Regions from separate parts of the Mus musculus genome. Here all the other regions are linked to region 3. Evidence: chromatin loops called from intact Hi-C (ENCODE). Cell type or tissue: left cerebral cortex. All regions are shown on one strand. Region 1 holds the start of Pcyox1 (prenylcysteine oxidase 1). Region 2 holds the start of Tgfa (transforming growth factor alpha). Region 3 has its middle 66 kb from the start of Tgfa.

What was found. Hi-C counts contacts between places; a loop is a spot of excess contacts. Peaks named below come from ENCODE experiments on the same cell type or tissue, not always from the same donor. Only the 100,000 strongest peaks of a DNase experiment are listed, where the experiment ranks them.
Region 1: it touches region 3 in a loop (5-fold over the local background); 8 of 42 quality-filtered maps call a loop at or near these places.
Region 2: it touches region 3 in a loop (2.1-fold over the local background); 4 of 42 quality-filtered maps call a loop at or near these places.

The regions. Positions count from the first base shown.
Region 1 is chr6:86,392,201-86,400,200 of GRCm38, forward strand. It overlaps Pcyox1 (prenylcysteine oxidase 1), which reads right to left and starts at 4,950. Exons shown (of 6, transcript NM_025823.4): 1 at 4,773-4,950; 2 at 3,714-3,920; 3 at 2,209-2,383; 4 at 1-148. The coding sequence starts at 4,884. In left cerebral cortex, a CTCF peak has its summit at 1,203 (motif pointing left); DNase peaks (open chromatin) are centred at 1,111, 1,710, 1,969, 3,085 and 2 more places; H3K4me3 peaks cover 2,126 bases; H3K27ac peaks cover 1,833 bases.
Region 2 is chr6:86,189,396-86,197,395 of GRCm38, forward strand. It overlaps Tgfa (transforming growth factor alpha), which reads left to right and starts at 5,827. Exons shown (of 6, transcript NM_031199.5): 1 at 5,827-6,150. The coding sequence starts at 6,111. In left cerebral cortex, CTCF peaks have their summits at 4,602 (motif pointing right), 5,682 and 6,476; DNase peaks (open chromatin) are centred at 3,756, 4,622, 5,769, 6,031 and 2 more places; H3K4me3 peaks cover 2,356 bases; H3K27ac peaks cover 1,710 bases.
Region 3 is chr6:86,125,061-86,133,060 of GRCm38, forward strand. It overlaps the pseudogene Gm19596. Among named protein-coding and RNA genes, the nearest start is that of Tgfa, 66 kb to the right of the region's middle. In left cerebral cortex, CTCF peaks have their summits at 2,042 (motif pointing right) and 3,580 (motif pointing right); DNase peaks (open chromatin) are centred at 762, 937, 2,094, 2,301 and 4 more places.

The sequences.
Region 1 (8,000 bases), 270 kb after region 3:
GTTGAGAAACGTCTCGGAGAAGCCTGCTTTCTTCAGGTTTTCACGGAGAGTTTGGTTAAGCAGTCTGACGTAGTCATCCCCTCCGATGGCGTGCATCAACTTTTCTACACTGCTAAAGGCATAGTCATGGGACTGGTAACGGTAGATCCTTGCAAAAAAGAGAAATGGCTATTAAACGCCACTCAGGACATGGAGCTACAAACAGCATCAGAAGATGAAACTGATACCAGGCTTTGCAAATTGTAGGACACCCTGGGATACACAGTGAAATTCTACCTAATACTAATAATGATAATGACAATGATAATGGGGCTAGATATGGCTCAGCAGTTAAGAGCACTTGCTGCTCTTGCAGAGAACTTGGGTTCTTGTTTGGTTCTGCTTGAGACAGAGTTTCTCTGAACAGTCCAGGATGTTCTAGAACTCCCTCTGTAGACTAACTAGACTGGCCTGAAACGCAGAGATCCTGCCTCTGCCTCTGCCTCCCAAGTGCTGGGATTAAAGGTTTGTGCCTCCACCACCTGATTTAGGACTAGGTTCTGTTCCCAGCATCCACATGGAAACTCACATCATCTGTTAACTTTTTTTTCTTTCTTTTTTTTTTTTTTTTTTTTTTTTTTTGGTTTTTTGAGACAGGGTTTCTCTGTGTGTAGCCCTGGCTGTCCTGGAACTCACTTTGTAGACCAGGCTGGCCTCGAACTCAGAAATCCACCTGCCTCTGCCTCCCAAGTGCTGGGATTAAAGGCGTGCGCCACCACGCCCGGCTGTTAACTCTTTTTCCAAGAGATCTGATGCCTTCTTCTGACCTCTTTGGACACTAGGTGTGCATGTGATCGTGGACATACATACAGACTAAAGTGCACACAATTTTTTTTTAAATCATGAATTGAATTCCATGTTTCCTTTTGATGAGTTCCTACCAGACAAGGGAGGCACAGTTTAATCTCAGCCCTCTGCCCTCCCCTCTGCCTTCTACCTCAAGACATCTGTGCTCTTAAATATGTTCAATGGGACATTTTCAAAGAGATGTGCATATCTTGGGGATATAGCTCAGCTGACAGAGTGCTCACCTTGCAAACACAAAATCCTGGGACTGACACCCCTACCCCCACCCCCAGCACCACATAAAACTTATGCCTATAATTCCAACATTCAGGAGGTTGGCCAGCCTGAAATTCACAATTTCAATTATAGGTGATCTGATGCCCTCTTCTGGCCTCTGGGGGCTCCTGCACACACTTGTGCAAATTTATACACATGGGCTCACACACATACACATAAATTTAAAAAAAAAAAAACTTAAAAAATTTTACAAAAAGGCCTCACTCTAGGTTCAGTGGAGATGGCTCAGTGGGCTAACAGTGTCGGCTATGCAAGTCTAGAGACCTAAGTTCACTCCCCTGTGTGTGCATATGCACTTGTACACACACACACACACACACACACACACACACACACACACACAGAGAAGATAAAGACATGGCTGAAGAAGATAAAGACATGGCTGAGGAAAATACTGTATGCCGACTCCTGTGTGCACTCACATACACAGAGGCAAATGGATGGATACACCTACAGAGAAGTGCACGCACACCAAACCCCAAAGCCACACTTCACCTCAGTTTACCTTTCCTCCAAGCTCTTGTGCTCAGGATCTCACTCACCAGCACGAGGCAGGCACTGAGACTGAGTCTCCAGTCAGCCTGGGAGGCAGCTCCAGCTTTGGCATTTCCTAGGTGGGTGGCTTTCCACACTTAAAGCCTGGACATCTCCATTCTCCCCATGTGCAGAAGGCTGCCGAGCCGACTGACTGCCATGAGAACTCATGCTTTTTTTTTTTTTTTTTTTTTTTTTTTTTGGTGGTCATTGTCGTTGTTCAGACTAAACTTCCGAATCATGCTTTGCCCATGTTTCTTTAGTGTTGCCAGACACTCTGAGATTCTACACAAAGTCAACTCCTTAAATGAGATGGTCGGGCGTGCCAGGCAAGTGTCCTACCACTGAGCCACATCTCAGCCCTCGCCAAGTACAATTTAGAAGCAAACACGTATGATATATTCAGATCCCAAGTAGGATGATGATCTGTATGATGTCTGCGAAAACGTTTTGCCTAATGAGGTGGTGATGAGGTAGAGCTGGTGCAGGAGACTAACCCTGTCACGCTCCCGGGCCGACAGATCTTAGATCCACCAGAGGCTGAATAGTTACCTCATGAACTTGTCCAACAAGTCTTCTACCCACATGTGCATTCTGAGGGACTGAAACCCATAGCGCCACACCAGCTTAATCACGTTGATTACAAACCAGCTGCTCTCCTCAAACACCAGAGACTTTCCATTGTACACGCCCACCAGGCCACCTGAAGCGGGAACACTGGAGAGACCTGCCAAAACAGAGGGAGGGGCTCCAGACACGGCTCTGTGGTTAAGGGCCCTTGCTGCTCTTATAGAGGACCTGGGTTCAGTTCCGAGTACCCATGTCAGGCGGCTCACAACCACCTGTAACTCTTGCATGGATATATCCCCCCACCACCACCCACCCACCCCCCCCCCACACACACAGATACATAATTTTAAAAATAAATAAATAAATCTTGAAATGATACAAAACAAGACAAAGCTAGAGGAAAGGTAGGCCAGTGATTTCTACACTGGTCCAATGAAAAGGGAATTTGGGAGACCTGTTAGGGACTTTCTGGACTGAGTGACTTAGGGGCCATTCCCAGGTCTCAGGAAACACATTAGAGTTCTATTTTTAGAACAGTGTGGACACAGGACTGACTGCTCGATCCACAAACTGACACAGCAGGAGATGGGTCAGAAAATCTCATACCTGTACCAAACTAAACCCACTAGTCTCAGTCATGGAGAAGAAAGCCTCTGCCAGGGCTGGGAAGGGCACCCGAGGAGTAAGAGAGGTCCCATCCTACGCAAGCCTCAACTTTGCAAAACTGGGAAACTCAGGTAAATGGGAAACGGCCAGAGTTACACAATATTCCCTAAGAGAAGGCTTGCACAGGCCTGCCAGCCTTCCCCGAACATGGCCCGCTCCTCTGCCGACAACGTGTCAGTCATGTGTCCCCGTGAGTACATGTCTGAACCCTGTCTGAACGACTTCAAGCCAAGTGTTGGAAGCCCATGGATCTCATTTTCTCAGCAGCAGAATGAGCTAAAAACACTCTGCTAGCTCAAAGCACTCTGATTTCTCAACCCAAAGCCTGAAGTTTAAGAACTGACAACAGGGGGCTGCAACATGGCTCAGCCCCAAATGGACTGCACCTGGGTTCAATTCCTGAGACCCACACAGTAGAAGAAAAAGAACTGACTGGATCAATTGTCCTCTGACCTCCATACACACCCTGTGGCACTCAGACCAACACCCCCACCCCACAGTTATACAAAATAAATAGCTAAAATATAACTTTTAAAAAAATTTTTTTTAATTTTTTTTTTAAAGAATTAACAGCAACAGCCACCCTCACTCAACCCCATGGCTGTAATTCCAGAGAGCTGATGCCACACAGATAGCTTAGAGTCTCATTACAGGAGAGTGGCTCGATGCTAAGCTGGGACCAACTGCTAAACCCCACAGCAAGAGAAACAGTTTCACCAACTTCTCTGTAGAAGACAAGGCAGAAACATCAGTTCTCTGTGTTAGGAAAACACATACGGCCAGTCACACATAGTGTTGCTTAGTGCTATGAAATCACATACCCAGCTCTTTGACAAATCGCTTCATGTGCAAATTTAGGGGGTGAATGACTGAACCCCCTGCCTCGTAGTCATGACCTTGCACCTTCAAAGTGGCCAAACGGCCCCCGACCTCTTCTCTCTCAAACACGTCAATCTTCACGTCCTTCCCAAATTTCTTCCTTAGATAATAGGCGGAGGAAGTACCACCGATTCCAGCACCGACTATTGCTATACGGAGGGGGGGAAAGGAAAAGAGGAACCGTTTGTTTCCCCTCCTATCAGTGTTGCTTTTGTTTTTGAAAAGCCATTAACCAATAATAGCCATTACTCAAGACTAAAACTAACAGCTTGGGGAAACCTGAGGGAAGGGGTTCTCTTTAAAGACAGACTCCCTGAACCTAGACAGGTGCTATAGATGAAGTTACAAACTGACAGTTGGTCAAAAGATGCCCAAAGGTTCTCCCAGGTCTTTGTGGAGGCACCACCGGACCCAGGGACCCTGCTGTGCCCAATTCCTGGGGAAGTATGAATGGGCCCCTCCAGCACGCATTTTAAATAAAGCAGACGCCATCTTCGCCCAGCTTTGTTCTTTGTCTCTCTATGGCCCCAACACCATTAACGATCCCGAAAGACACAGCTTCAGATGGGAATAGACACCCAGGAATGAAAACCCGAGGCAACCAAAGCCACGAAGAGACCGGGTTCTCCAGCTAGCTGCAGCAGTTGCAGTAAGCAGAGCGCAGGTGCGGGGAGGCGGTCCCAGTCCTTCTCGGGGGAGGGGATCTGGAGGTAGGGGAAGAGAGACTGGTCCCAGTGCAGAGTCTGCGTGCCCCAATCGGCCGGACAAACAGACTTAGCTCCAGGGACAGCTAGAGGCGGGCTCTTGAGGGCGTTCAGCTGCTAGAGCCGAGGGCCTCCCAGGCTGGAGCTGCACGGATACCGAGTCCCTGGCTAGCACACGCCTCCAGTGGCACTCCTCCAGACTCGGAGCGCACGGCCCGGTCTCCGGACCCCGATCTCCACCCAGCCCTGGGAAGACCGACCTAGGCATCGCCGCGCCTCTGTATCCCCCGCACCTACCGATCCTGTTCGGCGGGGCCCGGGGCTCGGCGCTCGCCAGACTGCCCAGACCACATAGCAGCAGCCCCAGCCAGAACAGTGAGCCCACCAATGCAGCGGCGAAGCGCCCCATGGCCTCCCGCAGCTGCAGACTGACCGCGGGTCCGCCAGCAGACCCTGCTCTATGCGTCTGCGCGCTTTCGCCCCGCCCAGACCACGCCCCAGAGCACACGACCACGCCCACTCGTCCCACCCAGGTCCTTTGCTCCCCAGGCTCGCCGATTTTGTGTTATCTAATCCTGGTCCTCTGTGCCCCCGAAGTACACTCTGGTCCCAGAAGCCCACATCCAAGGCGCAGGTTGAGGGCCACCTCAGCTCTCCTTTCCCGCCTCTCCTGAAGATGCATCCTTCTTCACAAGTGCCCTCTACAGTCCCCAAAATCGCGAGCTTGTAGAGAATGCACGTGGCCAATCTCAGTCTAAACCAGGCAAACCGGCCGCAAACATTTCTAAAGTGAGCACTTTGTTCCAGGGACTCAGCTGCGTGATAAGAAAAGGAAGAGAGATGGGGTATTGTGAAGTAAGAGGAGCAAAACACGGGACCCACGTCCATACGAATAAAATTAGAACACCAAAGTGGCCTCTCACATACGGTCTGTTTCCAAGTTGAAGACACTAGAGAAGACACAAAAACAAGAAATGCTGTCTACTTTCCTCCAATTGCCTAAAAACAAAACACTGAGTGTGTATGGGAGAGTGGGGGTGCTGGAGACATGGCTCAGTAGTTAAGAGCACTTCCTGCTATTTATTCCACCGGACCTTCCTCTGGCACACTTGTAAGCATAACAAAATTTTAAGCACTGGAGAAATGACTCAGTGGCTAAGAGTGCTACTGAGTTCTGTTTCTGAGGCTTACAACTGCCTGTGCCAGCAGTGCCAGGGGAACTGTCACCCTCCTCTGACCTTCCAGGGCACCAGAACACACACAAACACATAAATAAAAATAAACATACACACAAGGACAAAGGGATCCTCCCTTCTCTACCTGAGGGATGTGGGTTTATCACCAAAGGCAATTTTAGACATCTTAAGTAAAATTCCTAGGAAGCCATTAGTTTGGCCTGAGCTACTGGGCTGGATGGATGGACAGCATGCCAACTCAATGGGGAATCCCCATCGGAAGCTGCGTGCTACCAGAGGTGAAACTAAATTTTCTGGTTGACCTTCATAGGAAAGGGAGCTGGTGACATGCCTCTGTTAGCAGATCCGAGAACGATGTCCCCTATGCTTCAACCTTCCCAAAGAGCATAACTTCAAAACCAGTCAGCTCTTTGTTTCCAGCTTCTGCCTTCCTCTGCCCTGGGCAGTCTAAAGAGCCAGGCTTCTCCTCCAGATGTAGGAAGAGCTGTGCTATGTTATAGAACAAGGTGTTCTCACTTCTAGTCAGCTGAGACCTGTCAATATCTTGTAGTTTTGGTTTTTCCACAGATCTTTGTTTTTTCAAACAGAATCTCAAGTAACCCTTTCTACCTCTTGTGTGCTGGGATTTCACAAACTTTCACCAGTAAGAAATTCACATAACAAGCCTGACCCCGGAGCCTTTCTCCTGCCATATATTATTTGCCTTCTCTTGGTTTCCAGCCCTAAGAACTCAAACTCTTCTTTGCCACCTTATGCCTTGTCATGTCTCTAAAAACTGACTATCCTTTGAAGGCGACTTGTATCCTAAGCCAGCTTCTGGAGAGCTGTTCATTCCTTGGAGAAGCTCTCAATTTTCTGTCTGTTTTTCTCTTATTTACTGAGACAGAGCTCACTATGTAGCCTCGGCTGGGCTTTAACTCAAAGAGATCTGCCTGCCTCTTGTCTCCTGAGTGCCGAGATTAAAGGGCTATGCCACTGTTTGGGTTATTGTTCTCTTGTTGATGTGGTTTTGTTACAGGGGTCTGTCCTAAATAAGGAATCATAAAAATGAAGAAAATTATTTTTTTCCTCTCCCCTAAACTGATGTCATACTATAAGACACACACGCACGCACACATGCACGCACAGTGTGTACTCAGAATGAATTCTGAGGAGATGGTTCACTGGGTAAAATGCTAGGTTTGCAAGCATGAGAACCTGAGTTCAGATTCCCTAGAGCCCATGAAAAAGATCTGGATTCAGAAGCACGTGACTATAATCCCAAAGCAGAAAGACAGGATGGTCCCTAGGGCTTGCTGGCCAGGCAACCTAACCTAATTGGCAAGCTCCCAGTTTAGTGGGAGACTCTATCTCTAAGGTAAAAGCTGGCTAGTCAGGGCAGTGGTGGCTCATGCCTTTAGTCCCAGCACTTGGGAGACAGAGACAAGCAGATCTGAGTTTGAAAGTAACCTGGTCTCTTGGAACCCAGTCCAGGAATAGAATCTTGTGAGGAGAATTCTGAGTACAGGTGAGAACACTTCAAGAAAAACAAGACCTTGTGACCTCAGTTTCTTCAAAACATGGAATTGTTTCTGGAGTCTGTTTCCATGCTCCTCCCAGATATAGCAGATAGGAATGAGTTTATGTCAATTTTTCAGTATTGCTTGTTGTTGTTCAATTAAATATTTAAACTATCCTTTCCATGCCTCGATGGGAAAACCATGTTTTTGCCACATGTGGCTCTTCCTTGTGATCATTTACAGTTTAAATTCATGAGAACTTAACTCATGTGATTTCTTTCTTAATCCTCATATAAATTGTTGAAATTCCAAATAAAGTTGGCTATTGCATAAGACTTTAGTCTGCCTTGTTTATAAGCCCCAGTCTCCCAGGTTCTACCACGTCTATATTGGTGACACTGGTCTATAGAATGAGTTGTTCCAGGGCATCTAGTGGTACATAGAGGAGCCTCGTTTCAAAAAGCCAAAAGATACACACACACATGCATTGATGCATTTGAGGAAGATACTCAATGTTGACTTCTGTGAGAAAAGCTATAGGCTCTAACATGATCCCTTTTTCTCCTGCCCCATCCCCAAGCAAACACAAAAGAAACAAAATATGATCATAAAGAACAGTATTAATGGAAGGAAACTGAGTTGGATACAAAGTAATGTTGAACTTAGGGCTATCACTATAGTTCAGCCAGTTATGGTGCTTGTGGTCCTAGTCTGGTGCCCAGAATTCTATATCCTGAACTCACATAAAGACTGGAGAGAACCAACCACTTCCACGTACAGAGTCTGGGAAGGGTTACTTTAGGGCAGTGTACTCCACAGAGAGGCCATTA
Region 2 (8,000 bases), 64 kb after region 3:
AAGCTGTATTACAAACAGGAGCGGACACAGTGAAGAAGCCATTGCCTGCACAGACTCCTACCACAGGGACGCTGACCATCCCTGGGCTCTCATCATCAATTAGAAGGCTGCTAAGCCTTCTCTCCAGCTGACCTGATCCCTCTGGTGTCTGATCTCTCCTCTCGCAGCTTTTGGTCAGTGCCATAGGCGCCACTCTGTCCTTGCTTCCCACATGCTCCTCATGCAATTTGAAAGTTGGCTGTGAGGACACACTTGCCTGTCAGTACAGATATGTCCTGATATTTGCAGTCTCTCTGAACGAAGTCTCCATCTCCATGGAGATGTGAGATATATCTCCTCCCTCCTTCCTGCTACCTCTGGTTTGGGACAGAAGACCAGAGTCTCCTTTGTCACCCTCTGCTGTCTTCCTGAGCATCCTGTTAAAAATATTTTGACTGTTGTCTGTCTTATCTGTCCTGTTTTTCATTTCCCCTTTCCTTTGACCTTAGGGAGAATTTATTGAGTTCATCGGGTAGTGATGAGCAAGTCCCATTTGCCTTGATTTTTCTGTCCTTTATCTTTAGGTGTGTGTGTGTGTGTGTGTGTGTGTGTGTGTGTGTGTGTGCCCATGTGCATAACTGTGTGAGGCAACCACAGGACAACCTTGGTTCCTGAGGTGCTGTTCATTTGTTAACTGCATCTCTCATTGGCTTAGAACTTGACAAGTAGACTACACTGGAGAGTCCCAGGGACCCAGCGCTCTCTTTTCTCCACTGTGCTGGAGTTACAGGTGCATGCCTGTAATGTGCATGTATGCGTGTGTGCATGTGTGTGTGTGTGTGTGTACATTATCTAGGGATGGATTCTAGGTCTTCAAACTTCCATAGCAAGCGCTCTGATGACTGAGCCACCTCCCCTGCCTTCTTTCTCCCTCCACTACCCCACCCTCTTACTTCTGAGCATCACTGTTTCTGTCAGCATCACGAGCTGAACCTGCTTAAGGGTTTCCAGGTAGTAGATTTGGGACTTTTCCATAGGAATGGCTAAGAATTCCAGAGGCCATCTTCCCACTCTCCAGAAAAGTGTAACAGTGAATTCAAGACTACTAGGGCACATCAGCAAAGAGAATGGACCCATAACTGGATGCCCAGCTGAACTACTCTCCTGCTTCTGAACATGTGGGGGTGGGGGAGGGGACTGCCACATGATGTGCTGAGCCCAGAGTAGGTTTGTCTGTGTTGCATCCAGGCCCCTAAGAAGTTCCCAAGCTGAGTTAGATGACAATGCCCCTGCTGTGACAACTAGTAGTGTTTCAAGGTCCACGAGCTTCTAAACCAGTGCCTTGACCAGCGTGTACCACTACAGGTTCATTGACACCAAGCTTCCACCCAGGCTTTGGGGACATTGTAGTCTAGGATGGAAGGATTTGGGATAATTCATATGTCCAGTCTCCACATCTGAGGTCAGCCAGCACACCAGGCATTAGTTGGAAGCAGGAGTCACATCAGCACTGAACAGCACCGGCAATGAAAGCCACCCAGGTGCCTAAAGGCAGAGCTCCCCACAGCAAGGAAGACTCAAAACAAGCCCAGCATACATGCCCTTCTATGCCCTCCCCTAGAGCAGGGGACACACTGACAGCTGGGCTTCCATGGGGTTGAAGCTTAGACAATCCGCCCCCTCTGCATCCATTTCTCTCCCTAAATCCCTTGTCATGGTAGAATCTCCTCATTCCGCCAAAACTCAATTACCAGAGTCTTCCAAACGGGTCCCCCATGACCAATGACTTCTAACCTTTACCATCTGGCAGGTGCCTCTCTATTCCCCTCTCCCCCCTTGCCATGTGTTGCTTCCTAAGTGAAGGTCCTGTACGTGCTGAAGCCAGCAGGCCACTGGCTCTGAGACTGGTTTATGGGTGCTATCTTCCCTCTCACACCCATGGCTGTATTTCCTCCTCAAGACCTTCTAGAAACTTCTGGGACTGTTTACCCAAGGCCAGCTTGGCTGGCTGAATGCCAGATGAAAGCACTAGGACCTGTGACACCCCGTAATCAGGAATGAGGGGAGACTGGGGAAGTGGGTGAAGACCCCGCTAAACACACCCTCAGAATTTGGATGAAAGTCACCTGGGCTGAGACTGGTGTTCTCTGCCCCAGTGCTGCCAGTGTCCTCTTGTTTGCTCAGGGATGCGCATGATTGGCTCTGCAGAGTGAATCCCCCTTGCTCGATCCAGGGGATATTCTTGTAAAGAGAGCTCTGCGTGCACACAGGGAAAGAGTCTCAGGAATGCAGGGGAAGGAGGGTACCTTGAGTCTCCTCGCAGACCCAAGGACACCACTGGGACTTACTCAGCTCAGACAGCAATGGATTTTGTATAGCTGAAACATATCAGTGTGTACGTGTGCACATGCAGATAGATGTGTGTAGGCGTGGAGGTGTGGGCATGCATGTATGTGTACCCGTGAGCAAGGAAATTGACATGGAATGATTAAGCCAGGGAAGAGTGGGGAACATGGAATGGAGAGGCAAGCCCACCAAGGGAACTTTAATAGCCAGCTTTGTTCAGATGAAACACTGTCAAGTAGACAAACTCTGGCATCTAGTTCTCCTACAGTCCCAATAAGTCTTATCTTTAATAAAATGTGGGAAACTGAGGCAGTGGAGCAGAGAGATCATGGAACAAACTTAGCTTTCAACATCACTCTTGCTATTTGCTTCCCAAACCTGATGATCTATTCGCTAGAAGAAACTGGAAGGTATCTGGAGAGACGGCTCAGTGGTTACAGTGCTTGGCATGCAAGCATGAGAACTGGAGTCCAGAGCCCCAGAATCCACATAAATACTGGGTGGAGTAATAGCTCTCCCAAAATTTCAGCCTTGGGAAGAAGAGACAGGGGATCATAGAGGAAGATGGCTAGCAGACCAGCCCGATCAGTGAGCTCTGGGCTTGATTGAGAGACCTTGCCTTAATGAATGAATGAGGTAGAAGGAAAGATGAGGATGATTCAACCTCTGGCCTCTGCATGTGTGCACATTTGTGCACAGGCACCCATACATACAAACATGCATATACGCATAAGCACGCCACACATATGCACATAAAAGGTTTTTTTTTTAAAAAGCTGGAATGTTCTAAAACCATATTATACCAGTTCAAGAAAATCTTGGGGAACAACAAATGATTTTCAAGTATTAGGGCATGTTCTAAACCAGGTGTGGTGGCACACTTCTGTTGTTCCAGCAATGAAGAGGCCCGGGCAGGAGAATAGAAAGTTCCCAGCTATATAACAAGGCCCACCCTAAAAAAGATAGACAGACAGAGAGGGGAAGAGAAGAAGGTGTGAGGGGGAGGCAGTGAGGCAGGGACAGAGTGGAGGAAGAGGTGGAGACAGAAAGAAAGAATGTACTTGGAGTTGTGTACTTTCTAGTTTGCAAGCTGGCAAAATATGTGGGTGTTTACCTGTATGTGTGTACGTGTATCATGCGTATGCTTAGTGCCCATTGAGGTCAGAAGAGGGCACCGGGTTTCCTGGAACTGGAGTTATGGATGGTTTTGAACCACCACGTTGAGTACTAGAATTCCCACTGTACATATTTAGTCCTCTGCAAAAGTAGCAACTGCTCTTAACCTCTGAGCCATCTCTACAGCCCCACAAATTATCTTCTGATTAAAATATTTTCTAGCCCTTCAGGGGACCAGCCCACTTGCTTGGTTCTGCCAGCCTCAACAGTGTGTGGGCAGTGGGCAGAGGACCAGGACATCTGATTCCCAGACAGCTGGCAGCCAACCTCAGCCGCTGCTCTGCACGTGTTCCAGTCCCCAGCCCTGATTCCTTGCCTCTTGTAGCCAAGGGAACAGGCAAGCCCCAGGACAGGACCAGGTCAAACTGAAGGAAGTGAGCCCTCGTGCTGAAGGCCATAGGAAAGTTCTATGCAATGGATGGAGAAAATGACTGTCTGGGGACCCTCACTAGCCAGTCACAAGCATAAAGAAGGAAGTACAATAGTTTCTAGTCAGTGTAGGGAAGGGATGGCTTTCTATATAAACTCACACCGCTTTGTATTGGACCATCCCATCTGTTATGGTGCAGGTCTTAACTGTTCCTCTTATGGTGGGACTGGAGAGATGGCTCGGTGGGTGAGAGCCCGTGTTATCTTGCAGCAGCTCCCAGCACTTGGTAGTATGTAATCATATGTTACCAGCTCCAGGGGGTCAGGAGCCAGAGGAGCAGGTCCTATATAGTTCTGGAGGATCAGACTCCAGACACACATGTACCATATACCATCAAAAAACTTATACAAGCAATATAAACTTTTTTTTTTTTCAAAAAAAAAAGGGGGGGGGGGAACTTGGAGCTTGGTGTGGCTCTACAGGTCTCAAATCTTGTCACTCTGGAGGTAGAATCAGGTAGATTTCTGTGAGTTCAAAGCCAGATGAGACTACATAGTGAGATCCTGTCTCCAAAAACATTAATCAATCAATTAAGACAAAAGGATGCTTGGACTTAACGCCATTTTGTTGTTTGTTGTTTGTTGTTGTTTGGCTTGTTTGGTTTTTTTGGTTTGGGAGGGGTTTTTTTTTCCTCCCCTAAAAGCTCATTTTGCTGCTTGGTTGGGCCCCCAGTGGGTGGCGCTAGAGAGAGATGGTGGAGACTTCAGTAGGTGGGGCCCTATTGGAGGAAGTTAGAACACTGGGAGTGTACCCTTGGAGGGGATATTGGGACCCACTCCCCTGCTTTTGAGCTGAGACGCATGCTCCCCACTATTGTGTCCTTCCCCTTCACAGACCCAAAGCTACAAGACTGGCCAAGGGAGCATGAACTAGAACAGAAAACCAAATCTCCTTTTAAGTTGCTTACCGCGTGCATTTTGTCTCAGCAACAGAAAGCTGGTTAATTAACACAGTACCCACACATTAGGGCCAATCGCTTGGGCCTTCTTTTGGAATCGACGAGGTCCTTTGTTCTTACAATAAACTGGAATTTTCAACTCTGAAACTTTGAGCATCCAGCTAAAGAGACAGCAAGAGAATCCCAAGTCCAACACACCCGACCAACGCCCCACCTGCTAGGAGAGTGGGTCTTCTCTCGAGCAGCTAGGCAGCAGGAAGCAGGAGAGGGGTCAGTCTGATTACTCTATGCCTAGTCGTGGTCTCTCTGGAGTTACTGTCCCCTATGGATGTGCACACACACACATCCCCAAACTCCCACAGGCCATTCATTCTCTATCCAAAAGAAGTCTTCCCTTCTTGTGTTTCCCTCTCATAGTTCATATTCAGGGGCCATCTCAAAGACACAACCCCTGAATGGGCCATCTAGCTGACCCCCACCACCAGCTTCTCCTTAGTTCTGCACTTAATTGTAACAAAGCCAGCTCTTGTTCCGGCTCCTGCTTCCCCGAAGCAGTGGAACAGTAGGGTTGATGCGAGATTAAGTTCATGGTACACAGAGATTCCCTGATCTTCACAATGTATCTGGAGACTCAGAGTGGGGCCAGCAAGGATGGGGACACAGGTGGAAATTCGACTTTAATGAGTGTTTGGCTGACTATGAAGAGAGCGCTTTTCTTGAGTCAGACCTTGCCAGGTAACTGGCCAAGCTCCTGGGTCTCCAGTCTCCTGCTCAAGCGTGTCTTGGAGAAGCCCCTAGCACAGGTGACTGGATCCTGAGCGACTCCGCTCCGCCGCCTACAGCCTGGACGCGGCTACTACGCAGGGGACTCGGGCGGCGACCCTGGGCGCAAGCACTGCAGGGAGGTGTCTGAAGCCAGGCGCTTCCTGCCTGGCCCTTGGCCCAGGGTGGTGACTGGCTGTCGCGATCGGGGCGCAGGTCCCCGCCCCCGGCTTCCAGTCCCCACCCCTGCGCCTTCGGGGGCGCCCCATCGCGGGAGGGTGGTCCGCCTCTCCCCGGTCGCCTAAGGCAGAGAGGTGGCGGGAACCTCCACCTCTTTCCCGTTTCCGCCGCGGGCAGCGCGCCGGCCAGTGCCACCGGGAGGCGCGGTCGTCCCTCCGCCCGCGCGCCGGGGGGCCGGCCCTGTCGCCTGCGCCTTTTTCCCCCGCGCACACCGCGGCGGCGCGCGGCTACTCGCCAACCGCAGGGAGCGCGGTGGCTGCAGCACCCTGCGCTCGGAAGATGGTCCCCGCGACCGGACAGCTCGCTCTGCTAGCGCTGGGTATGTAGGCAACACCCGATGTTCCCGGGCCGCTCCAGCCTGATCTCTGCGTTTCTCTTGAGTCCGCTTGGGAGAACAGAAGAGAGGCGGGTGTTTGGAGTGGGTGGGAGCGTGCGAGCCACCGGGAGTCACCAAGAACTGTGAAGTGGGGGACAGTCTTAGCGAGGTGGCCGCCGGGAGGTGAGATCCGGCCTGAACTTTACTCTGCGCGTCGTCGGCTCGCCGGTGCCCACGCCCTCCTGCCTACCTGCTGGTCGCCGAGCCGGGCTTCTTCAAAGCCGCCTAAGCGCAGGTTGTCCCAGTGCGACCCCTAGGTGGCCCTGGCCTGAGCCCCTTTCGAGTCCCTGGGGGCGGGAGCATGCGTTGCGCATCCGTACCCTTAGCCTTCGACTTGAAGCTCTCCTAGGTGTTGGGTGGGTTTGTGATTTTATTTTCTTTTAATTTTTTAATTTTTTTTTTGGTGCGGATTAATTGTCCTGTTAATGAGCTTACATGGGAGTCTTGGTGTCCCTGTCAGAGGAGGCGGGAGTAACACCTGAGTATAACCAGTTTCCTCAGAGTTGGTTCTTGGACATAAACGCGAGTGGGGGAGGGGACAATCGTCCCCCTCTAATCCCCTGGTGTCTGGGTGGTGGGAGGAACGGCCGCTGCGAAGCTCGAAGCTCGCAAGTGTGTGTTGCTACTCTCAGCTACCTGGTGCAGAGTCTGTTTGACAGAGTGGACTGAAGTACCCGGGTGTCCCAGTCACTGCTGCCGCCTTGTGAATCTTTCTGTCTGATGTTTTCAGCATTTAAAACCCTGTAAGAGGGCTGAAGCTGTAAGTCAGTGGCCAGAGTATTTCAGGCACCAAACCCTGGGTAGGATTCCCCGCCGGGCTCGTGACCCCAGTGCTCAGAAGGTAGAAACAATAGAATCATACTACTACCCTCAGCCATATATAGCGAGTTTGAAACTGAGAACCTGGTTCTAATTAACTATTAATAATTAAAGCCTTAGAAAGTAAGATGTTTGCAATCGTCCCCCACCCCCCCCACCCCCCGCTATTGACAATAGACCCCAGAAGGTGTTTATAACTCCCCTCCCTAAAATGTGCCCAGAGTAGCAGCCTGTCACAGTGAGGAAGCATCCACAGTTCTCTGGCAATCCTGCATTAAAAAGGCTCCTTCTGCTGCAGGAGGGGACACGTTGAGATGTTCCCAGCTTTGCCCTCACCTGAAGTGAGTTATGGGCAGATTTCCTCACTTATTGTTAGAGCTGCCTTTTGGGTGTATTCTATGGTCGGCTTTCACTTCATATATGAAAGCTTCATAATTTAAAGCTGTGAAATTCGCAGCCGGTGGGAAGCCTGCAGGTTATTCCCCATCCAAATGTTTCTTTCCCTCCCCGCACCTCCCCTCAGAATAGTATTACCAAGTAGAACCCTGCGGATGCTTGTGTGGTGTGACCAAGCGGCTCCAGTTCGTTCACCCACTTGGCTTGCACGCTCACTTCATGAAGGAGCCATCCTGTTCCCATTTAACAGACGAAGAAAGAACGGTGCAAAGAGCCACTGTCCTAGGAGGGCCAACCTTATTAAAGACCAAGGAGTGCAAATGTGGAAGGCACTTCACTTGTGGTCAACATATTAGTCCCATCTCTGGGGTTGGGGATGTGGTTTGGAGGACTGACTGTGGAAAAAAAAAACAAAAAAAACCCGACTGTTGGATTTCTTGTGGTTGAGCTCTCTGATGGCGAGGTGGTTTAATTCAGTGAAAATGAGAGCAGAAGTGATTCCTCCAGGCTGCTGTTGACAGCTGTGCTCCCCCAGTCCCTTTAACTCGAAGCAGACCCCACGCTGTCACACTGTAATT
Region 3 (8,000 bases):
GTCAACCTCCAAACTACACATGTGCACACTCATGTGCACACGCACACACACACACACACCAGGGGCGGGGATGCCCAGCCCTTATTGAACATCCACACACATAAGCCAGGTACTATCTGAGCATAGCATCTCATCTTAGCACTGTAAGCCCAAGGGTGAGTCTGCTATAGTTTACAGATGAGGCCATGGGCTCTGAACAAGGGGACTTCCTAGGTCTCAAAATTCACATCTGGTAAAGCCCAGATTCAAACAGAAAGAAGCCTTGCTCTTTCCACTACATCCATGGTCCCAGGACCCCAAGTCATGCTCCACAAAAGTTACCTCTGTCCTCAGCCCAAGCCTCTGCTGCAGGCAGGTCTATTCCACACCCGGCACCCACAGCCAGAGTCCCTTCTTCCTGTGTTCCCATCTGGATATCCTGAAGTTCCCCATCCATGGGCTCCTATGGACCACGCCCTCCTGTTCCAAGCTGCCAAGTGCTCCTATGCTGAAGTCACCCTGAGCAGGTAGCACGGGGGGGGGGGGGGGGGCTGGGCTCCTGTTCCCATAGCTACGGTCATTGATTAGTTCAGGGTCAATGGTCATGCGCCACTCCACTTTGTAGAGCTTGCTGTGGTTTAAGATGGTGACAGCAGGACTAGAGTGATGGCTGTGTGACTAAGCATTTGCTCCTCCTCCAGAGGACTCACATTTGGTTCCCAGCACCCACATCAGGCACCTCCAGGGGATCTGACATCCTTCCCTGGCCGCTGTGGGTACCTGTATTCATGCCTGTACCCACACACATGACTTAAAAATAATAAACCATCTAAAGATGGAGACAGGGACCGCTTCCTCCTCATGCTTCCCCCTGTAGTTACTGGATGGAAACAGAGGTGCGCCCTACTGACTAAAAATATAAAAGTGAAGGGGCGTGTCCAGTGCAAGGGAGGAGCCAGAGTCTTCAGGCATCTTACTGCAACCTTTGATTAAAATATCCACCATGTCTTAAAGCAGGACACAGGCAGTTGATCATGAATGAGGAAATCATAAGGTATGTCTAGACTTGGGTCCCAGGGCCACTTATGAACACCAGCAACTAGAACTCACATAATGAAAAAAATCAGTATTAACAACCCAGCAATTAAAACTAGTTAGTGAGCAATTAAATGTACAACTAAGTCTAATGTTTCATTCACAAACCAAATGCAGACACTTTCAGAATAGTTATTAGAATAAACAGAAATGATAACTTGGAGGAAAATGGAGGTAAAACATGATAAATTTCTCATTGAGAAAGGAAATTTTTTTCTATTTTTGGATTTTTGAGACAGGGTTTCTCTGTGTAGCCTTGACTGTCCTGGAACTCACTCTGTAGACCAGGCTGGCCTTGAACTCAGAAATCCATCTGCCTCTGCCTCCCGAGTGCTGAGATTAAAGGCATGCACCACCAGAGCGAGAGAGAAGGGGGGCTTAGGGGCTCAGTGGGCAGAGCCTCTGAGACTGATGAACTGAGTTCTATCCCTCGGAACCCATGTGGTGAGAGAGAGAACAGGTTCCTACAAGTTGTCCTCTGATCTCCACATATACACTGTGGCGCTCCTACCCACAAAATAAATGTTTGTTTTTTTTTTTTTAAATGGGTTTTTTTTTTTTTGTAATGAAGGTAAACTAAATGAGAATGTAAAGAAAAGAAGAGAAATCACAACTTTAGATGAGAGATTTTATGCCTTTTTATCCCTACACCAAGTAGATAAAAGTATACATTAATAGGTAAACACACCTGTGTGTGAATATAGCAGGTTTCATTAACAATAAAAACATATTGGCTTAATAGATATGCAAATAGTCTATAAATCAGAATGCACATTTCTTTCAAATGGCTGTGGAGCAGTTATAAAAGAAGGAAGAAAGGGAGGGAGGGAGGGAGGGAGGGAGGGAGGGAGGGAGGGAGGGAGACAGACATGAAGAAAAGAAGGAAAAGAAGAAAGAGAGGAAACAGAAAAATGGAAGGACCAGGTAAGTAGCCCAGCCCCTCCCCAATTCAATTCACTACCACTCCCCAAGATCCCCACCAGATGGCAGCAGCTCCTTGCTTTCTGGTGTGTGTGTGTGTGTGTGTGTGTGTGTGTGTGTGTGTGTGTGTGTGTGTGTGTTTTCTTTTTTAACTCAGTAGCTTCCAGCTAAGCTCTCTTTTTTTCCTCACTAGCAAAAGGACTAACTGAAAACTTTGGGCTTCCTCACTCACCTCAGAACACACCTGAGTACCACACATTACCGGGTACCCACTTGAGGACAGCCACCCCAATGGCTTTAGCTCAATCTAGACAAGGTGCAAACCATTACACAGGAGCCAGTCTCCAGAGGCATCTCTGGTATGGGATGAGCACTTAGGTCGCCTGGGTCAGGCCTTAGCTTCTTCTTCTGTACAACAGAGAAATAGAATCAGAACATGGGGGGCCCTGTGCAGAGACCCCACAGATGCCCAAAGCCCTGGAGGAGGCCAGGTCACACTCTGGGAGTTAAGGAGAAGGGAGTGAGTCTTTCCAAAGCTTGACCACATGCTTGCTGCTTGCTGGGGAAGTGCTTTGTTGTAGGGAGATAAGACAATGTCTGCCCCTGCCTTCTCTGATGTAGGACAGTCAATTGGCAAAGAAAGCTCAGAGCCTGCTGATTATATTGATCTTATGATATTGATCTACACATACCAGGAGTCACTACCATGATCCAAAGGTAGCAGTGGCTCTGGATCCTGGTCACAGTCTTCATGGTGAGCCATCTAGAGCTCCCTGGTGCTGGCTGAGGATGGGTGACTGCACAGATGAGAAGCAGTGTTGGGTCGCCCCCGACTCTGTTGTCACTGCCCTTCTCTTGCTCCTTCCTGGAGGGTCACACAAATGCCTCTCATGACAACCAGGGTGACCCAACCCTTGGATACATTTTCCCCCACGGATTGCATTTGAGAATACTACTCGTGATGGTCCCCACATCACGTAGGTTGGCCGTGTCCCTGACACTGGGCTTGCTTCTGAGAGACTGTTGGAGGTCACTGTGGCAGTTTTTTTCTCTCCCACTGTGGGTGGTGGGGTTTTCTGGCATGGCCTCTTGCTCTGGCCCTGCAAAATTCTTCTCCTATCTATGAATATTACCAGACCAACCACTGTCTCCCCTGTAAAGCAAGGCTAACAATGGTTCCCATCTCACTGGGATTCTACTATACCAAACACACTGGGCTGTTCTGAGCTCACAGAATAGAGTGGAACAGGAAATGTGTGTTAGTTATTGTTATTATCATGCCACAAGCACCCCTGGGTGTACATCAACAAAGACTTAAAAGAAAAAAGGAGTCTGGGAGTCCTGTCGAGCATTAAATTGCATCTGTTCAAGCCTGGCCCAACCCTGCATATGAACCACAAAAGGATTTTTGAAAAATCTTGCCTTCCATCTTCAATTCTCACTAGCTACACAGAATATTCGACAGCAATTTGTCTTGCAGAAAATTGACATAATGGGTAAAATTAACTCTCATGCCCAGTGAATGGGACAAACTTTGCTACCATGTATGAGGGAAACAGCCGTGTCCTTGGAGAACTCACTGCACTGCCTCCAGGGGGCACACTCACCCATCCATGCAGAAATGTCCCCAAAGAAATGCTAATTTCCACACACCTCTCACGTCACATGCCTTGCAAAGATATCTTTTGGATCTGGCCTTAATTACCTAGTCAAGCCCACCTGCTAGGCTCAGGACACCATGCTGGGTCGCACACAGCCTGTGTTTCTGTGTGCTATTAACCTACCCTTTGCCTGACCCTCCTATATAACACAGCCCCCTTTGGAACTGCCTCCTCCCAGTGACCTTGAAATGAGTGTGGAAGCCCCAAGAACAAGTTTATTCACAGGCCGGCCTGCAGGGTTCTGCCCACCACACATTACTGTCAATCTTTTCAATAGCAAAGAAAGAAAAGACTTCCCGTCCTAGTTGTCACCCCCCATCCTGCCCCTCAATATTTTTAAGTGACTGTCATTGTCCCTGACCAGACTGAGGTTAGAACAAGTTGGCTTTCCTAGACAGATCTCAGAAACCACTGCGGGGTTTCAACAGGATAACGTATTAATCTAGGACAACCAATGTTGTTCCTCCCATGCTGTCAAGTCCTCAGAAATCTCAACTAAGCCTGGGCAAGCACCACTGTCCAGGAAGTGAGGCTCATGGTGTCACAGCCCAAGGGCTGTCCAGGAAGGTAGGATGGGTTCCAGGGACAGGAATTTTGTTATATTCCCCATTCTACTCACCATTCTATGCCACCTCACATTCTACTCTGTAGAGAGTCCTGAAATCTGTGGCTAGATGTTTTTACATGTATAGGAGCTCCGGCTAGCAGCCTGTGGGCTGAGCAGTCTCCCTCCTACCCCACAATGCCAAGCAGCTGACCTGCAAATTGGGAGCACAGCTCTCCTGAGGCAGATGGCACCCTCACACCACATCTTCAATGACTGGCAACTCACAGGGCACTACTACATATTACCATTTACCCCATTTGTCGTTTTTTTTTTTAATTCTATTTTACTTATTTGTGTGTTCATGGTACCTAAGTGTCTGAGTATATGTGGTGTGTGTGCCTGTACATTCTGGGAGGCTGGAAGAGGCACCTGTGAGTTCCTGGGGACATTGTCTGCCTGTCCCTGTGAGGCATGGGCTCTCTGAACCTCAGCTAGGCTGGAAGCCAGTGAACCCCAGCCATCCTCCAGCCTCACTCAGAACTGGGGTTCAGGCTTTTGGGGGGATGCCTAGCTTTTATGTAGGTGCTGAGATCCAAACCCCTATCCCCATGATCGCAGAGCGAGAGTCTAACTGCTGAACTGTTTCTCCAGCCCTTATTTCTTCCATTAAAAGGAAAAAAAAAAGTTACTGAACTTTCTTTGGGGCAGGGAGCACGTGCCTTGCTGCATGTGTGGAGGCCAGAGGGCAACCTGCTGGCTCTCTCCACCACGTGAGTCCTGGAGATAAGACTCAGGTGGTTAGGTTTGGAGGCAAAGTGCCTTTATCCACTGGGCCATCTTGCCAACCCCAGTTCTGTCATTTTTAACATAGTGAATTCGGGATAAGGAACCTTCATAAGAACCACACTGACAGGGTTGAGGGTGGACCCCATGCCATTCCTGGGTTTAGGTCAGTGTTGGTTCTTAGGGAGCTGAGATGTCCTGCCAGGGTAACAAGCGCAGGCTCCTCCTCCTCCCAGGGCAGGGAGGGGTAATTAGTGTGTCTAGGAGATTCTAGAGATTTGGATGAAAGGAGGCTCAGGCTGTCATTACAAGCCTTCCCCTTATCACGGCTTTTAACGCCTATTTTGGTAAGACATGACAGTTGGTCCTGAGGTCTGATTGGGGTGGCTGCCCTCATCTGAGGGAGCCCCTTGTGCTTTCCGGGTAGATTTTTCCCTGGGGTAGCAGAGGGGTCTCTGGGAGGAGGCCAACTGTCTGAACACATTCTGAGAAGTTCATGGTGAGCTGTCTAGACTTCTCCAAGACTTCCTTGAGCATTTCTGTCTTGGGTGCCTCCCACTGCTTGCTCCTTGAGAATGAAGGTTCCCAGGCAAGGTGATACCAGTTTACACACAGCTATGAACCATTGTTTTTGGAAGAACTGGTGTATCTTGTCACAACTGAGACGAGAACTGGGAGCTGGGGGTGGGGGTGGGGGGTGGTCAAGACAAACTTCTCTCTCACAATAACAAGAGTGAGTCACTAAAGAATGATTCACAATTATCCCAATGGCTTTCAAATAAATACCCAGGGCCACCCGTGACCTCCTGCTCTTATCCCCAAAGCCTCTGGGTTCAAAAACAAACAAAAAACAAAACAAACAAACAAACAACAAAAACCCCAGCATATTCCCACCCAGAAGACTGTGTCATCCAAACAATGAGACCACTGTCTCTTTCTTCCGTGACAGGAAAGACACCCATGACTACAAGCTCCTATCTGAGTCACTGTGGGCTGGAGTGGGTCATCTGGAGCAAGAGGAAGGTTATCAGTCATTGGGTTTCGGGAAAAGCTAGACCCAACCTGAGAGACAGAAAGTGAGCATCTTGGGACAACTGTAGCCCCCAATCTTCTAGTCACGGCTGGGAGTTCTGGGGTATGAAGGAGGCTGAGGTGTGAGAAGAGCTTCACAAACACGGAGTCTTCTCAGGGTGATGAGTGTTGCTACCCAGAATGCACTCTGAATCGTTCAGAGGCAGGGTGGATGTGGCTACCCAGAATAGACTCCTACTGTTCTCAAAAGTGTTGGACATTGCCACCCAAAATGCCCTTGTCTGTGTCTTCCCAACAGTAGGATGGAGACCGATACCCAGAATTCTCTGCATTCTGTCTGCACTCACGAGAGGAGGGATGAGATGCCCAAATCCTGGAAGGTCTTTTTAAAAAATATTTTCCCTGCTGCCTTTTGCCAAATTTAAAATTTCATCTTCATCTACTATGTATCATTTATTCCATTTGTTTAACTCTCAATGAAGTCTGTGTTTTGTTTTAAGACTCTATTATTTAGTTTCATGTACATGTGTGAGTGCAGATGTGTGGGCAGAGACCAGAAGAGGGTGATGGAACCTCAAGCTGGAGTTCAAGGCCACTGTGAGTCCCCGGACCTTGGTGCTAGAGATCTGGGTGCTAGGAACTGAACTAAGCAGAAAATTCTCTTAACCTCTCTAGTCTTGATCTCTGAGTCTTGTCTTCTTTTTGAGATATGGTTTCTCTGTGTAGCCCTGGCCATTCCAGAACTTGCTCTATAGACCAGGCTGGGCTTGAACTCAGAGATTTTACTGTCTCTGCCTCCTGAGTGCTAGGATTAAAGGCCTAGCCACCTCTGCCAGGCAATCTGCTTTGTTGACAGCTGATTTAAAAAGCCTTCTTTGAGCTGGGCGTGGTGGTGCACGCCTTTAATCCTAGCACTTGGGAGGCAGAGGCAGGCGGATTTCTGAGTTTGAGGCCAGCCTGGTCTACAAAGTGAGTTCTGGGACAGCCAGGGCTATATAGAGAAACCCTGTCTCGAAAAAAACAAAAAAACAAAACAAAAAAAAAGCCTTCTTTGAAATGTAGATTGACTCCCTGCAGTCTTCCTGGGTCCTCTTCTTAGCTAGCTGAGAGAGCCACTTGTCAAGGACTGTGTAGAGAGTTGGGTAAGCCCTCCTGACTGAAGAGAAGACAGTGGTGCCAGGGAGAGGTAAGCCTGCCATGCTAAGAACAGAAAATCTGTTTTTCATACTGTTCAAAGCTGACTTGTTTCCCCTTCAAAATGTACATTCAAGTCTGAACGGCTTCAACTTATGGCCTGGCTTTCAAATAGAGTCCTAGCAGATGCAGTTGGGTAGAGCAAAGCCAAGCAGGACAGATGTGGCTCTAATCTAGCAGGCAGTGTCTATAATACACAGTGCAGCACAAGAGACCACTCTGGGGAGACACATATCCCTCCAGACCTAGGGGGGAGAAGGCAGGTGTGGTTGCAGGCAGAGACCAGGATAGTGCCAGGGAATTCCCAAGGCCACTCGACAGGAAAAGAAGGATCCTCTTTAGAGCATTTGTGGGAAACAAACAGCCATACTGCCCCCTTGATTTTGGGGTGGTATCCTCCAAAACTGTTAGAAAGCACAGCTTATTTTTTATAAGCCACCCATGCTGTGGCAAATGCACACACACACACACACACACACACACACACACACACACACACACACACACACACAAACACACACACTTCCATACATTGTGAGGGTACTAGATTCCATTCTGGAGTCCCCTGAGTGACACAGATGAAATCTTAAGGAGGGACCCACTCCCTCTTAGTTCCATGTGTGAATGGTATCGAGCTAATAGCTGTTGGGTGTATCCTGTGATGGGTTTGGGCAGATGAGCAGGAATCCCCTCTCAGGGAGGGGGCCTTCATATCTCAAAGGCAAGGTGGACATAGTCTGAAGCCTGGAGCAACGGTCTCTGTCCAGCCTCCCAGATCAAACTTCAAG